2 separate regions of the Mus musculus genome follow, and region 2 is linked to region 1. Evidence: chromatin loops called from intact Hi-C (ENCODE). Cell type or tissue: left cerebral cortex. All regions are shown on one strand.

Region 1 (8,000 bases):
GCTACCATGTGGCTCAGCAATTCATACACCCAGGAGAAATAGAAGTCACATGGTCACCATGCCACTACCTAGAATAGACAAGCTGTGGGAAGAAGCCATTGTTATCAACTGATATATGAGAAAACAAAACTACAGCCATAAAAGAGGCACAGGTTGGTGCAGCACCTGTACAGCCCAGGTGCAGTGCAGGTGCAGCACAGGTATAGCTCAGGTGCAGCTCAGGTGCAATGCAAGCACAGCACAGGTGCAATACAGGTACAGCACAGGTGAAGTGAAGGTGTAGCTCAGGTGCAGGATGGCAATACAGGTGCAGTGCAGGTGCAGCACAGGTGTAGCTCAGGTGCAGGATGTGTAGCTCAGATGCAGACAGGTGCAGGATGTATGTAGGTGCAATACAGGTGCAGGACAGGTGTAGATCAGGTGTAGCTCAGGTGCAGAGCAGATGCAGCACAGGTGTAGCTCAGGTACAGCACAGGTGCACACCACAACACAGATGAATCCTCAGTGCATCTGACTAACAGACACTAAAACTGACAGATCGTGCAATGTGGTGTAGACCTGTCGGCATGAGATGTGCAGAACACCTGAAACATCTATAGAGACAGCCCACGGCCTTGTGGGCAGAATGAGCACTGACTGACTCTGGGAACCAGGTTTCATACTGAGACTGTGAAAAGCACCCTGAAATAAGGTACAACAGAACAACTTTGAGGCCAAAAATGCCAAGAACACACTTGACAGTTTGAGTTATTTCTGATTTCAAAAAGAATACAGCCTGGAAGTCTGACTTCAAGTACGGGATACGGGATTAACCCTATTCCCTCCCCTCCAGTCCATCTGATGTTCACTGTCCCACAGGCCTGGGTGGAGCCAGGGATGAGATAATCAGGCGGCCCAGGGCTGATCTTTGCCCAGAGCCTGTTCTGCTGATGCTGAATGGCTATGGGGTCACACGGTACATTTTCTTTCTGAGGATCTTCCCTGGTCGGTCACATCACTAGTGGACTCGGTAAGAGTCCACCATCTATGGTCCACGTTCCACACCTGAGAGTTGCTGAAGAATTAGGCAGTGTCGGGATAGAGCTGGGGGTGGGGGAGAGTGGTGGCTCTCCACTGACCAGTGGACATTGGAAGATGCTAAATCGTGGCTTCATCTACCTGTAATGGAGCATCCCACCCACTCCATTTTTGTATCTGTTTTTCTTTTCTCGTTTGTGAACGGTTTTTAACTCCTTCATGGTGGAAGTATGTGTGAGCTGCCACCAAGTCTCCCTGTGTCAACTGGTTACGTCCATCCACCAGGGAGCCCCATGTACCCACCAACGAGGCTCCAGAGGCAAGAGCAACGTACTGACATTTTCTCTGTTTCCTCCCTTGCTCGCTGAAGGTCCAGGTGGAAATGACTCCCCGTGAGGAGGAGGACCTGCCTATTATGAAGGTAACGTTGCCCTTGTCTGAGACAGACGTGTTATTCCTCTGGTTTCTGTCTTTGCTAATCAGCTTCAAAGCTGACACTATATACAATACAGAGGAACTGCAGAATCGCTTTTGTGGAGGGCTGTAGGGTGCAAGCGGGCTGCAAACCGATGCTGGGTTGTCCTCACACTGGACGCCGCCCATTACCAACTTAGCCTAGCAAGCTCTTTCCTCTGCACACCTTTTCCTGCTTCAGAAAGAATTTTGTGGGCTGGAGAGATGGCTCAGCGGTTAAGAGCACTGACCACTCTTCTAGAGGTCCTGGGTTCAATTACAGCAGCCACATAGTGGTGGCTCACCACTACCCATAATGGGATCTGATGCCCTCTTCTGGTGTGTGTCTGAAGACAGCAACCATGTACTCACATACATAAAAAAGAATTTTGTACGAGCTACCCACCGCAGACTTGAGGGTGCTCCCGTACACTGTGCCCTGGCACTTCCTTAAACACTCTCTCTGCTTCGAATGTGTAGGGGAGTCAGCCATGCCCTTTGTCACAGTTTCCACCCAGCTCTGGTGTCATTGCTGTGACTAACAGAACTATGCCAACAGGGCTTACCTTAAGCTGGCTCCCTTTAATGCTTTGTTTCTGTAGTGTTGGTGTTCTCAGCAGACCACGCAAAGTATACCTATTCCCACCTAATTCACGTCCCGAGGAAAGGTAAACATTGAGAAAATTTAACTTCTCTGCATGGTTCCGTCTAAAGGTATGCGATGTCTTGCTCCCGTTATCCTTTTTCATAAAATGAATGGGAGTTTTGTGAATGGACCCTGTGGGCCAGTGAAGACTAAGGACTATATTCTGCTGTCTTCAGAAGCAGCTTTGTCACATTGGCAGTGTGGATTTGTGACAAAGGAGGCTGGGAGGCCACTGTGTATATCCTCGTAAAATAGATCCCCTTGTGGAGAGGGCACAGACTTGAACGGCCCAGGTTGGTCAACCATGGATCCTGATGCTGCTTCTCTGAGGTACACCTCCATCACTCAGCCATGGTATCACCTGAACGCCAAGGGCTGGATCCTAAGCCTTTGTCTAGACGGAAGAGAGCCCTGTGGGGTTTTCCAGGCTCTGTCCGCCACTGTAACTCGGGCGCATCGTCACATTAACCAGGAGGTACCTTTAACAGCAGACACACCTCACGTGGTTTGGTTTGGGATTACAGATTCTGAGAGGCTGGAGGAATCTGATAGATGAGCATCTGTAGCACTCTGGTCCTTCAGGCGGCTCACTCAGCCCGATACACATCAGAGCCCGGCTCTCGTCTCTAAGAACACGAGGAAGACACTCAGTTTCTTCAGGAAACACACCCAAGGCTCAGAGACAAATAGCTCAAGGCCAACTTGTCTGAGTCTTCAATACAGCACCCTTGCTGCACATCCCTGGTTCATCTGGGTCGGGAGTACTGGGACTGCGATGGTGAACTGTGCGATGAAGTCTCCTACTGATAGAGCTAGCCGCTACTTAGGGGAGGCAAAGGTGTCCCATAATCCATCAGAACGATCTGCTAATGGCAGTGTTTCCGTATTTTCAAGGCATTTTAGTTAGCATCGTCTCTAAACAATTAGGGAGTGAATATGCTGGAATATCTGCTCAGAATCAAGGTCAAACTCCGAATGAAGGATGATGTTACTCAAGCACAAATGGTTGAGAGAGAGGATGCACACAGCAGCATATGCAGATGCGACGATGGGAAGCAGAAGACAGGGGCACTAAGCTCAGCCTCTGGGTACAGGAGCAGAGTGGGCTGGCCCCTGACTTCAGCAAGCACGACTAGGTGGCCTTTCGCTTGTTTGTTTTTCCTGCCCCTCTCTGCCATCTCGTCTCAATCCATCTTTGCCTCAGCTCAGGCTCCTGTGCAGTCCACAAGCAACCCTGTCAGTGTGCAATGCTGACAGTCCCTCCGGGTCTTCCTTGCTGCCCTGAGGTCTTGCTGGACTCCCATCCAAACCTGGGAAACTCGGGCAGAGTTCTGTAAGGATGAGATGTGTTTCATCATCGTCGCCGCGGTCCTAAACAAATCAAAGCTTCATCTTAAGCGGGAACGTCACTCCTCTGCGCCCTCTCGCGGCAGACTGAGGGCCCTTCACTCAACAGCCGCCTTGTTCACACGTCTTTTTTGTAAAAGCCTCCAGGTTCAGTATGAATCCCTTAGCTGCGAGTTCCTCTGGAATAAGGCCTTGCCACAGCCAGCGATGACACCAAATTCTGGTGGGAATCTGAGACCGCAGAGCGAACCACGCACGCACGCAGCTAGTTCCTGATATGGAATAGCTAGCTCCACCAAGGCAACAGGCGGAGGGGCAGAATTTCCCAGAAAGAGCAGTATCATAGCTCAGGTGAATGTCATGAGTTGGCCTCACCTGCTGCTCTGAGACTAAGGCAGATAGTATAAACTAGAGACATGCAGGAAAGATTTTTCCCCCTCCCGTTATTTTCCTGGAGCCATCGGTCTCTGGCATCAAGCATACCATTAGTAAACCTTTTCCTGCTCTGCTGGTTAAAAAAAAGTAACCCTCCCCACCAGAGGTGCACGGGTCCAAGCATCCCAAGTATAGAACAGGAACCACTCCCCACTGCCAACCTGCTTCCAAATGCCTACCATCTGGTCCTGATGTTGACACCGTTAGGGTATTTTCTATTTCATTAACATATGACATTTGCCTGCGGTATGATACTGCTCTTTCAGAAACAAACAAACAACTCTGCCCTCAGCCTGTGGTGCCTTAGCTGGAGTTGTCCATCTAGGCTCTAAGCAGGCTCAGAGGATGGAAGTGCCCCCCCCCCCAGGTAAGAACAATGTCTTCATTCTGTCACCGATACTTTTATTGATTCTGTACACTGTGCCCACTGGGGGTGGGGGGGGGGACACATAGCCGAGCTTTGATGTGAACACCACCGGACTAGTGTCCCCAGCACCTTAGGCAATAGCTAAGCTAGCCTTGTGCATGGACCCAGGGGTTGGGGGTAGGGTGGAGCTTGAAAGTATGGAAACAGATCCGGACAGGTGGACAACTCTATAGAAGAATGCCAGGTAGGGCTGAAGAGATGGCTCGGTGGTTTAGAGCACTGACTGCTCTTTCCAGAGGGCCTGAGTTCAATTCCCAGCAACCACATGGTGGCTCACGACCATCTGTCATGGGATCTCTAATGGGATCCTATGCCCTCTTCCGGGTGTGTGTGAAGACAGCAACAGTGTTCTCACATAAAACAAACAAACAAACAAACAAACAAAAAGAATGGTAATGGGTGGGTCAGCTTTTCTCATTGCTAGATTCCCTGGGTCTTTGCAATACCGCAGCTACTACAAAAAAAAAAATGCTATGTATATTATATCGCTTTAGATAAGAGTAACCAATCAGAAGCTCAGTCTGCTAGCCACATTTCACGTTCCAGGTTGTTCCTGGTGTATAGGAAACAGTGTCACCCTCTGTGGGGCTGCTGCCCTGAGACTGGCCCAGCCCCAGCCCTATTCTTCAAACCCACATCTGCTGTATGCACCTCACAGCCGGGATTCCAGCTTGATTGATGCGGAGGCAAGAGCTATCGTGGGCCACTGAAGAAGGAAACTGAGAGGTGACTGTCTCAACTCCCCTCTCCCACTCAGCGGCTTGCAATGACTGCCTCTGTTTAGCTGAAGGCCCCAGGTCTTCATAGCCTAGGAAGCACCTGAGAGTCCAGGGGCAGGATAGAGCAGAGAGCCCTCCCATAATCTCTGACATAGCAAAATGCCTCCTGCAGGGGACTTTATGAACTAGAGGGAAATTTAGGTCACGATCTGGGGGTTCAGGAGCACATCGTGGACATGTGCTTAGATTTCACGACGACTCCTGGGTCATTACAACATATGGCGGGGAGTTCATACAAGGGGGGACTCCATAGTAATAAAGCTAGCAGATGGGATTGAGAGACCTGGTTTGCACCTTTTATTTAATGATGCTAACCAAGGTCTGAGAAAACGACACTAAACCCATCCATCATCAGGCAGTGTCTCCAGTCACCCAACTACCTCCCACTAAGCTCTCTCCATTGCCACACACCGGGGTCCACACCTCCAGCCTCTGAACCTTGCTGGTCAAAGCACACCTAGACCACAGCACCCACCAAGACCTCAACAGGCATGGAAGGAATGGGCAGGGCTCGCTCCACTAATGCTCTTCCTAATGTTTATATCTCTGAAGATCAGCGTGTACACAGACGGTGGAACCGGGGCCATGAGTGTGGAGATTCGGCAGGTAGAGAAATTCCTTGGGGTGAGACCCGGTGGGGAAGGTTTCCTGGGGGTGGGGGGTGGGGTGGGTGCACCTGCTGCTCTAAGACTAAGGCAGAGACTATAGACTAGAGACATACAGGAAAGATTTTTTCCCCCTGCTATTATTTTACTGACATAGGAGCCATCGGTCTCTGACATCAAGCATACCATTAGCAAACCTTTTCTCACTTTGCTGGTTAAAAAATAACCCTCCCCACCAGCCCTTCTGGTCTTGGTTCAGCCTGTGCCAGCACGGCTTTCGGGTGTTTACCGGTTGACACTCCTCCCTTGGGAACTCTGCACAATTTGCTTTTGGATTCGGGTTTTCTCCTTTGCCCTAGCAAGGAGCAGATCTGGCAGGGAGGGCCTTGCTCACAGATGGCTCTAGGGGTGGACTTGTGACTCAGGTGAAGAAGGGTGGGTGGTCAACACCCTCCCACACCCGGAAGTTGTTAGGATTCCCACATGTTCTGCACTGAACTCTCTGTCCACTCCTGGTTTAAAGGCCAGTGTCATAGGGGGTGAGTCCTGCATATATCTCTGCTCCTTTTGGAGTAGAGTGGCAGAAACACATCCTTGATTGTTATTTCTTTTTTTTTGTTTGTTTGTTTTGGTTTGGTTTTTGGTTTTTTTGAGACAGGGTTTCTCTGTATAGCCTTGGCTGTCCTGGAACTCACTCTGTAGACCAGGCTGGCCTCAAACTCAGAAATCCACCTGCCTCTGCCTCCCAGGTGTTGGGGTTAAAGGTGTGCTCCACCACTGCCAGGCCTGTTTGTTATCTCTTGCAATTATTCTTCATCCCGGGACTAATATAATACCCAAAGCTAGCTGCCTTTCCAGCCACCCAGTGCAGGCCAGCTGCCATAGAGGACTCCCGGGAGCAGCCTGCTTCGTTCCCAAGAGTTGAACAAGATCAGCGAGGGGATCTAGGTGGCAGGTTTGCAGTGGTTTCTGCTTTACCCAGCCCCACTCCTCCAGACAGATGACACCGCCATGCCTTCCCTGTCCTCAGACTGCTGGTTGCCTGGACAGCTGGCTCTCTTGTGGCCCAGTGCAAACACTGCCAGGCCCCTTCTCTCTGGGTCACTCCATCGACCTCTCCCTCCTGTAGGACAGAATTACAAAGCTGGGAATCTGCACAGGCTGATGTCACCCCCTCTGCTCACTCTCCTATGCAACCATTGCAAAGGTCCAGCGTCTCCCCAGTCCTTCACTTTTTCCCTATGCTCAAAAACCTCCCTCAGTATGTAGTTTGGTTGTAAATCTCTCCCACAAGACACAACAGGCCCCTAACCCCATAACAAGTCTCGAGGTTTGGGGTGGGTAGCAGGTAAGTTAGCGAGGGAACGGGGCTGGGAAGGAAGACAGCCCTGGCCTTTCGGGTGATGTCTCCACACCGGAGGAACCCTTGTGAGTGGGCAAGACAGGGCAAGACGAGCATTTTAAGGGAGAGCAGTAGAAGAGATGGTGGAAAAGTGGGAGGGAGGGAGGGAGACAGGGAGGCAGGGAGGTGGGCAGGAGGGGGGGAGGGAGAGAGGTGCCATGCAGGAGTAACAGAGAGACCTTGGCTGAGTCTTGCAAAGTCAGGAAGATACAGGCCGTCGTCGTGCCCTGGTGAGCACAGTGTGTGCTCTGGGCTGGAGAGGCGCCCTGGATTCCTCAGCCACCATCCCTGGTGCACACCGAGGTAACCAAGACTCCTAGATAAGAGTAAGGGATGCGAGGGAGAACTGGGTCCTGTGCCTAGGACCCCAAGACACCAGGGGCAGCAGGGTACATGAACCCTGTCCTCTTTCTCCCAAGGCCACCCCATCATGGTCACTGTCCTGGTATATCCAGAAGTACATGTCATGGATTCTGAGGATTAGGAAAGAGAGAACGGAAGTTGGTATGTAAATCATCGCCTCTCCTTGCCTACCTATGTGCTTTCAGGGTTTTGTTTTTGTTTTTGTTTTAAGCTTTATTTATTTATTTTATGTATATGAGTACACTGTAGTTGTCTTCAGACACACCAGAAGAGGGCATCGGATCCCATTAAAGATGGTTGTGAGCCATCATGTGGTTGCTGGGACCCCCCAGAAGAGCAGTCAATGCTCTTAACCACTGAGCCATCTCTCTGGTCCCCGACCAGTTTTAAAAATGTTTGTTTAGTCTCTACCATTATTGGCATTTATCATACCGGTTTTTTGTTTGTTTGTTTGTTTGTTTTGTAGAAGGTTTTACTCAAGGTACTACCTAAATTTAGCTTGTTTCCTTTCTCTTCCCACATGGTC
Region 2 (8,000 bases), 160 kb before region 1:
GTGTGTGTGTCTGTGTGTGCTTATGCATGCATGTGTGTGTTTGTGTTTGTATGCACTTGGAAGTATATGTGTGTATGTGTGTGTGTATGCTTTTGGGAGTGATGTGTATTGGTGTGCATATGCATTTTGGGAATAGTGTGTGTGGACTCGTGTGTGTGTGTGTGTGTGTGTGTGTGTGTGTGTGTGTATACTTTGTCTGGTGTGCCACAGCAATGTCACCAGGGTCATGCACACAATCATAGGGTGTCCTTCTGGTAGACAGCCTAAGATCCACGTCCCCTCCAAATAACCTTTGTCACTTTCAAGAGGAACTCGACGACACTGGCAGATGCCTCATGACTCTCATGTGACCCATGTCCTGTTTATTCTGACCAAGAGACTCTGCCACTCAGAGCTCTGCTGTGGTGATGTTTGGGCTCCACTCAGTCGGTCGGGTGGGGCAGGGGATATGGTGTAGCAAGGCACAGGAGAAAAGGGAAGCAGCTCTCATTAAAGACCCCAGGAGCCAGGCATGATGGTGCATGTCTGTAATCTCGGTCCTTGGGAAACAGAGACAGCAGGATAGCCGCAATTTCAAGGCTATCCCAGATAATTAGAGAGAAAGCCCAGAGAAAAGGGGGTGGGGGTGGGGTGAGGTGGGTTATCTCCAGTCTTACGCACGTTCACGACCGGTCAGGAAAGACGCAACAAACCAGAATCTTCTGCGGCAAAGCTTTATTGCTTACTCAGGAGCAAGAGAGGAAGAGAGAGGAAGAGAGAGGAAGAGAGAGAGAGACGCAGAGAGACGCAGAGAGAGGAGCAGAGAGAGAGAGAGGCAGAGAGCAGAGGAAGAGAGCAGAGGAAAAGACGAAGAGAAAGAGAGGAAGAGACGAAGAAGCGAAGAGGGGGAGTGCCAGAACCCCGTCCCTTTTAAGGAGAATTATCCTCCGCCTAGGACGTGTCACTCTCTGATTGGCTGCAGCCCATCGGCCCAGTTGTCATCACGAGAAAGGCAGAGCACATGGCGGGAAAACTGCCCCTGCACATGTGCAGATTATTTACTACTTAGAACACAGCTGTCAGCGCCATCTTATAATGGCAAATGTGAGTGCGGCTCCCCACACTCCAGGGCAATATTATGTCTTTCTGGATGTGTGTGCTGAACCAGGGAATGGGAAAAAGGGACAACAGAGGCAGAGATAGAGTGACCTGGCAGTCAACACTCTTGCCTCAGGCTAGGGTAGCACTAGGCCAAGAGATTTCTAAGTGGTGGTATAGAGCAAGCAGACATAAGTCTCAAGGGCTATGCAGGTCAGTGGAGGAGTTGATTAGGTTGGCCCTTGATGCCCCAGTGGGAACAGCCTAGGCAAGCCTGAGCTAGATGATGGACAACTTCGAAGAGCCGTGAAGGTAGATTTCTGGAGCCCTTCTTGGGGTGACTGAACCCTGGCCCTGGCATGAGGAAGTCCTGCTTACGCTCACAATGCCAGGACTACAACAAACCAGCGCTCAGAAGGCTCCCCAGCAGACAGCACAGTGTTGGTCAGGAACTTTGTGGATGAGTTTAAAGGCACTCACTAAGTTGCGGACTCAGAAATGGTTAAACTGCCTGGCAGTCGTGGCGCACACCTTTCATCCCAGCACTTGGGAGGCAGAGGCAGGCAGATTTCTGAGTTCGAGGCCAGCCTGGTCTACAGAGTGAATTCCAGGACAGCCAGGGCTACCCAGAGAAACCCTGTCTCGAAAAACCAAAAAAAAAAAAAAAAAAAAAAAAACCAAAAAACAAACCAAACCAAAAAACCAACTTAACAACTTGAGATCCCAGAAGGCTTAGACAGGAGGATTATCATGCTTAAGAGTTTAAGAGACTGGGCTACACAGTGAGTTTTACAGGACACCCTGAGCTCAAGAGGGAGACCTTATCTCAGATAGATATCTAGATATCTAGATAGATAGATAGATAGATAGATAGATAGATAGATAGATAGATAGATAGATTGGGGCTAGGGATGGCTCAGTAGGTAAAGTGTGCACTGTGCCAGCATGGGGCCCTGAGGTTAGATCGTTAGGGCCTATATAAAAGCCAGGTGTGAGTGCACACATCTCTAACCCCAGTGCTGGGCAGGGAAGGGACAGGGGCTCCTGGGGGCTCTCTAGCCCACCAGCCTTTTGAAAATAGTGAGCTCCAGCTTCAGTGAGAGATCTTATCTCAAACAACAGAGCTGATAGTGGAAGACACATATGTCTTCTGGCCTCCGTGTGCACACATATGGGAGAGAGTACTTCCACATACAAGTGCACACATACGCATACATCACACCTATATAGATGCACTTAGCACCATACATATATTACACACATGTATATATCACACATACACAGATGCAAATACCATATATAGGCATTTATACACATATACACCTATATGTGGTATGTACACACATATATATATATATACATACACATATACACATATAAATATAATATACAACACAATATAATATCATTTTATGTATTATACATCATACAATTATATAATATATTAATAATATATGTTATGTAATTTTATATAATATATGTGTTTGTATATGTATATGTATATATAAATAGCAGACTCTATGCAGAAAGAGCTGCAGTGGGCAACTGAGCTCCCTGGAGATGGCCCACCATCTTGCTGGGCTGCAATGGGTGAATTCTAGTGAGGCAAGTCCCCTGAGACTTCGTCCCAAGATTGCTTCCTGCTACTGATGTGCTTTCTCTCTTTTTAAAAATATTATTTATTTATTATTATATCTATGAGTACATTGTAGCTGTCTTCAGACACACCAGAAGAGGGCATCAGATCCCATTACAGATGGTTGTGAGCCACCATGTGGTTGCTGGGAATTGAACTCAGGAACTCTGGAAGAGCAGTCAGCGCTCTTAACCTCAGAGCCATCTCTCCAGCCCATGTTTTGAACTTATGAGTTTATGAAACACTGCTTTAAACTTACTATCGACATCTTTCTGTAACTCTCTTTTCTGTTACATTTTTATCTGTGATGTCATTTTCTAAAGAACTTTTGTCTAAAAAGGTATAAAAGGTCAGGAGGGAGATAACGACTGGACTGAAAAAAAGATTAAATAGGGCTAGAGAGATGGCTCAGGGGTTAAGAGCACCGACTGCTCTTCTTAAGGTCCTGAGTTCAAATCCCAGCAACCCCATGGTGGCTCACAACCATCCGTAATGAGATCTGATGCCCTCTTCTGGTGCATCTGAAGACAGCTACAGTGTACTTACATATAATAATAAATAAACTTATTTTAAAAAGATTAAATAATAATAATAATAATGTGCTCAAATTTAAAAAAAGGTTTAAAAAGGGCTGAGAGAAAAATTACAGTGTGGCTGTTGAGATTCTGCTCTATCTACCAAATATACATATTTGTGTGTGTGTGTGTGTGTGTGTATATATATATATATATATATATATGTCTATATAATATGCATATGTCTGCTTTCTATATATATGTGCACACATACATATGTAGGTATATGTGTAAGTATGTAAGTATGCATGTGCACTTGTGAGATTGATGAAACAGGTGGTTGGACCTGGCCGTAGTGTGTGTGTGTGTGTGTGTGTGTGTGCATGACCTCTGTATCCTTTTCTTTCTCGCTGGCCTCTTAAGAGTTAAAAGAGTTCAGAGATCCTCACCAGGCATTCTTGGCAGCCCCAGATAATTATGTATTGTTTCATTATCAGTGCTGACCCATAAATCATCCGCCACTCTCATATCACACATGCATATACCATATACCTACAGACATGCGCTCAGTTAAAAACTGCAGTGCTAACAAAAGGCCTGAGCTCTGAGTCAGGCTTCTTGCTGAGTCTCATGCACTTGGCGTCATCAGGGACTGAACTTTTCCCTCATTCCTCTCAGATAGAGGCTGTGCTGGGTGGCTTCCTGCTGGTGATGTGCACTACTGAGGGGCTCTGGCCATGTCACCACACCCAATGCCACCATCTCCCCAGCAGATGTCCCCACATGCCACTGAATGGAACTGTGCCTAAAGCCCACACCCATCCCTGTCATTCACAGGGGGTGGAGCTGTACTGTGGCCACCTTGGAAGAAGAGGGATTTACATCGACCAGAGAGCACAGCCCTCTAACGAAGACTCACAGGCCATGCAACCCAGTGAGTCCCCAGCTTCTCCATTAACAGGCGATGTGCAGTAAATTGACAATCGTCACACACCACAGGCTGACCATGTCCCTGGCATTGTGTATAGAGAGCAAGCAGTTAGTGGACGAGTAACCGTTTTAGCTGCAGTTTATACACAGCAAACTGAAGCTCAGCCTAAAGCACTCTTGGAGTCCACAGGGACTCCTTCCACCCAAACAAGCTGGGGTCTAAAGATAATACAGGCAGACAGAACAGGGAGGGGCATTCCATCAGACAAATGTATCCCAGCAGACGGAAGCAGGTAGGGCTGTCTGAGGTGCCGAACAGAAGGATCCAGCAAGAACAGAAGGTTCTGGAATGACATTCCATCTGTAGCCTCTTGTTGTACATAAAAACTAGGGACAGTCGCTCCATGATAGGCGGATAGAGGCCTCCCAAGGGAGGTCCCTCCTGATGCCCAGAACTGGTGACCATGTGACTAAATGTGGCCAAAAGGTCTTGGCAGATGTGACTAGGGTAAAAGGGACCTTGAGGGTGGTCCCAGAGAGCTGGAAAGTGACAAGGAGTTAGGGGATCGGTTCAATTCCCAGGACCATAAGAAAAACCAATACAGAAAGCAGATGCACAGGCCCCATCTATATCAGTAAAACAAATAAGTCAGCACTTCTTTGGGGGGCGGGGAACTGGGTCTCGGTCTCTGTTTCTGACAGGGTTGTAGTGTACAACCTAGGCTGGCTTAGAAATCATGATCTTCCTGCCTCAGCCTCCTGGGTGCCAGTTACAGGCATGTGCTGCTAAGCATCAGATAATTTAAAGTCCCCCCAAGTGCTTCTATCGCAAGTGACACAACTGTGTAGCCTGGGACCCATTGGTGTTCCATTTCTCAGCAACAGTGACAGCATTACACAAACTCCAGAGTCTGTGGTGAAACTGAAAACCTAGAGAAACAGAACACAAGGCCGGGCCGAAAGCTGCCCCCAATGCTACTGGCTGTCTTCAGCGAACACCCTGAATGGCGTTTTGTTTTTTCTCTCCTGAATACTTATTGCAAGTTTGCCTGTTACAAAGCTGGGCTCTTAGAGAAAGCCTATGAGCTGACCTTTGTCATCAGGGAGGGTCATTATCTTAGCCCAAAAGACACTATCGAAGCCAGGGCAATTGATACTGAGATGCTGAGAAAGCCGAGAGCAGGTAGGTAAGCATGCCCTAGAGAGCACCAGCTGGTAAAGTGAGGACAGAGCCCGCTGGGATGGCTACAGCTGAGCTGACAGAGAGCACCTCCTTGTCTGTGCCTGCCTCCCCATCCTGTCTCCTTCCAAGCCAAGACAGACCCAGGTGCAAGCCACCCTCTCCCCACCTCGCTTTCTTGCTAGCCTTCCCCTGTTAGTCCCTCACTGGCCTAAATACTAAACATTAAAATATGGAACATAAATATTTTATGCTGCTAGACCTCCTTATAAAGTCAATCTGCTTTGTATTTGCAGATGTGTGTGTGTGTGCACACATGTGTGCAGGTGCATGCTTCCACGGGCATGCATGTGTGTGTGTGCACATGTGAGTGCAGGCCACAGCATGTGTGTGGAAAGCAGAGGACATCTCTCAGGAGTTGGTTCTGAAGTTTCCATCTTGTTTGAGGCAGGGTCTCTCTGGCTTCACCGGCCAAAGCATAGACGTTGTCTTATCTGGTCTATGAGCTACCTCTACCTTCAATCTTACCACAGAAGAGTTGAGATTACAGACCAGTGATACCACATCTGATTTCCTTCCTTCTTCCTTTCCTTCTGTACTGGCTAGTTTTGTGTACAACTTGACACGGGCTGGAGTTATCACAGAGAAAGGAGCTTCAGTTGAGGAAATGCCTCCATGAGATCCAGCTGCAAGGCATTTTCTCAATTAGTGATCAAGTGGGAAAAGGCCCCTTGTGGGTGGTGCCATCTCTGGGCTGGTAGTCTTGGCTTCTATAAGAAAGCAGGCTGAAGGCTGGGCGTGGTGGCACATGCCTTTAATCCCAGCACTCGGGAGGCAGGGGCAGGTGATTTCTGAGTTTGAGGCCAGCCTGGTCTACAAAGTGAGTTCCAGGACAGCCAGGGCTACACAGAGAAACCCTGTCTCGAAAAACCAAAAAAAAAAAAAAAAAAAAAAAAAAAAAAAAAAAAAAAAAAGCAGGCTGAGCAAGCCAGGGGAAGCAAGCCAGTAAGTAACATCCCTCCATGGCCTCTGCATCAGCACCTGATTTCTGCCCTGCTTGAATCCCAGTCCTGACTTCCTTAGTGATGAACAGCAATGTGGAAATGTAAGCTGAATAAACCCTTTCCTCCCCAACTTGCTTCTTGGTCATGATGTTTGTGCAGGAATAGAAACCCTGACTAAGACACCTTCCTTCCTTCCTTTCTTATTTCCTTCCTTTCTTCATATTCCAGGGATCTGAACTCAAGTTATTAGACATCTCCCAGAGCCTGGGTTTTGTTTTTTTGGGTTTTTTTTTTTTTTTTGAGACTTATTTTATAGCCCAGGCTAGCCTGAAACCCATAAGCCAGCCATATCCAGCTTTGGCACTGCGGCCGCAGCAGGGAAGGGGAATCAGGATAGGGAGGGCCTGGGCTCTGGCCCCACATCCATGGATCTTGGTTCAAATTCCAGCCTTCACGCCTCAGCTGTGGTTCCTGGGGCAAGGGAGAATACCTTTGTCTGAGGCTCGGTTGAGACTCAAATTGGGATAATCAAATCTCTCTCCCAATTTCTGGATGGAACAGACACTTTACACATAGGCTAACCAGCTATAGGTGGCAGCTTGTGAGCCAACAGTAGCTGCGGTGCCAGTGGAACTGTTAGCCAGTGTGAGGTCCAGGGACAAGCTGTGTGTGAGGCATAAGCCCTCGGGCCCAGAACTTGGGAGGCAGAGGCAGGAGGCCAGTATCAACTACACAGTGCCCTCTAGCTTGGGTTGGACAGCAAGACCCTCTTTCAAAGGAGGAGAGGGAAATGCAGGAGGAGGAAGAGGAAGAGGAGGAGGAAATGCAGGAGGAGGAAGAGGAAGAAGAAGAGGAGGAGGAGGAGGAGGAGGAGGAAAAGGAGGAGGAGGAAGAGGAGGAAGAGGAGAGGAAATGCAGGAGGAAGTCCCTGAAGTCATACCACTCTTAGGAGCAGGTGGGTTTCTATGGCAACTCTACTGTAGAAGAAACTGAGGCCCAGAAGGAAGCAGGCTTGCCCAAAACAAATCAGAAATGAACCCCAGGTTTCTCCGGATCTAACTCACATATGCCTGAGGTTCTCAGTACAGCTCAAGGAGTTGTCAACAGATGTGTGTACTGGGCTCCTTCAATGGCCTGATGGCTCTTTCTGGCTTAATCATGCCAGATGGGGGTGCCACCTCCTCCCCCATTGGAGACGGAGCCTGGGAAAGGGTAGCCCTAGGGTCAGAGAGTGACCAGCCCAGGTTGGCCATCTCTGGCATGCTGCAGGTTTGAACCTGGTTATTGGCTGTGGAGAGCCAACAACACTGTACAGCCAGCTCCAGGTGAAACAGAAACATCAGGCAGGCACCACGAGGAACAACAGAATGGAGGAGTGAGAGAGCAGAAAAACTTGGGAAGCAGAGGCAGAAGGAAGTGGGTGGGAAAATAGAAGAAAAAAGAATGATCGAAGCTGGGCAGTGGTGGCGCATGCCTTTAATCCCAGCACTTGGGAGGCAGAGGCAGGCGGATTTCTGAGTTTGAGGCCAGCCTGGTCTACAGAGTGAGTTCCAGGACAGCCAGGGATACACAGAGATACCCTGCCTCAAAAGGAACAAAACAAAACAAAACAAAAAGGAATGATCGAATATTTATCTATATCTTTACATTCTCGTGGA

What was found. Hi-C counts contacts between places; a loop is a spot of excess contacts. Peaks named below come from ENCODE experiments on the same cell type or tissue, not always from the same donor. Only the 100,000 strongest peaks of a DNase experiment are listed, where the experiment ranks them.
Region 2: a loop joins it to region 1, with 4 times the contacts of the local background. A loop is called at or near these places in 4 of 42 quality-filtered maps.

What each region holds. Positions count from the first base shown.
Region 1 is chr5:114,855,935-114,863,934 of GRCm38, forward strand. 4930519G04Rik (RIKEN cDNA 4930519G04 gene) reads left to right here. Exons shown (of 12, transcript NM_026263.2): 2 at 1,388-1,438; 3 at 4,872-5,051; 4 at 5,657-5,710; 5 at 7,531-7,615. The coding sequence starts at 5,690. Gm9936 (predicted gene 9936) reads right to left here and starts at 3,493. Exons shown (of 1, transcript NR_164348.1): 1 at 1-3,493. In left cerebral cortex, a CTCF peak has its summit at 3,554 (motif pointing left); a DNase peak (open chromatin) is centred at 3,539; H3K4me3 peaks cover 486 bases.
Region 2 is chr5:114,698,826-114,706,825 of GRCm38, forward strand. All of the region lies in intron 1 of Gm34931 (a long non-coding RNA gene), which reads right to left. Among named protein-coding and RNA genes, the nearest start is that of Tchp, 5.0 kb to the right of the region's middle. In left cerebral cortex, a CTCF peak has its summit at 3,994; DNase peaks (open chromatin) are centred at 371 and 3,910.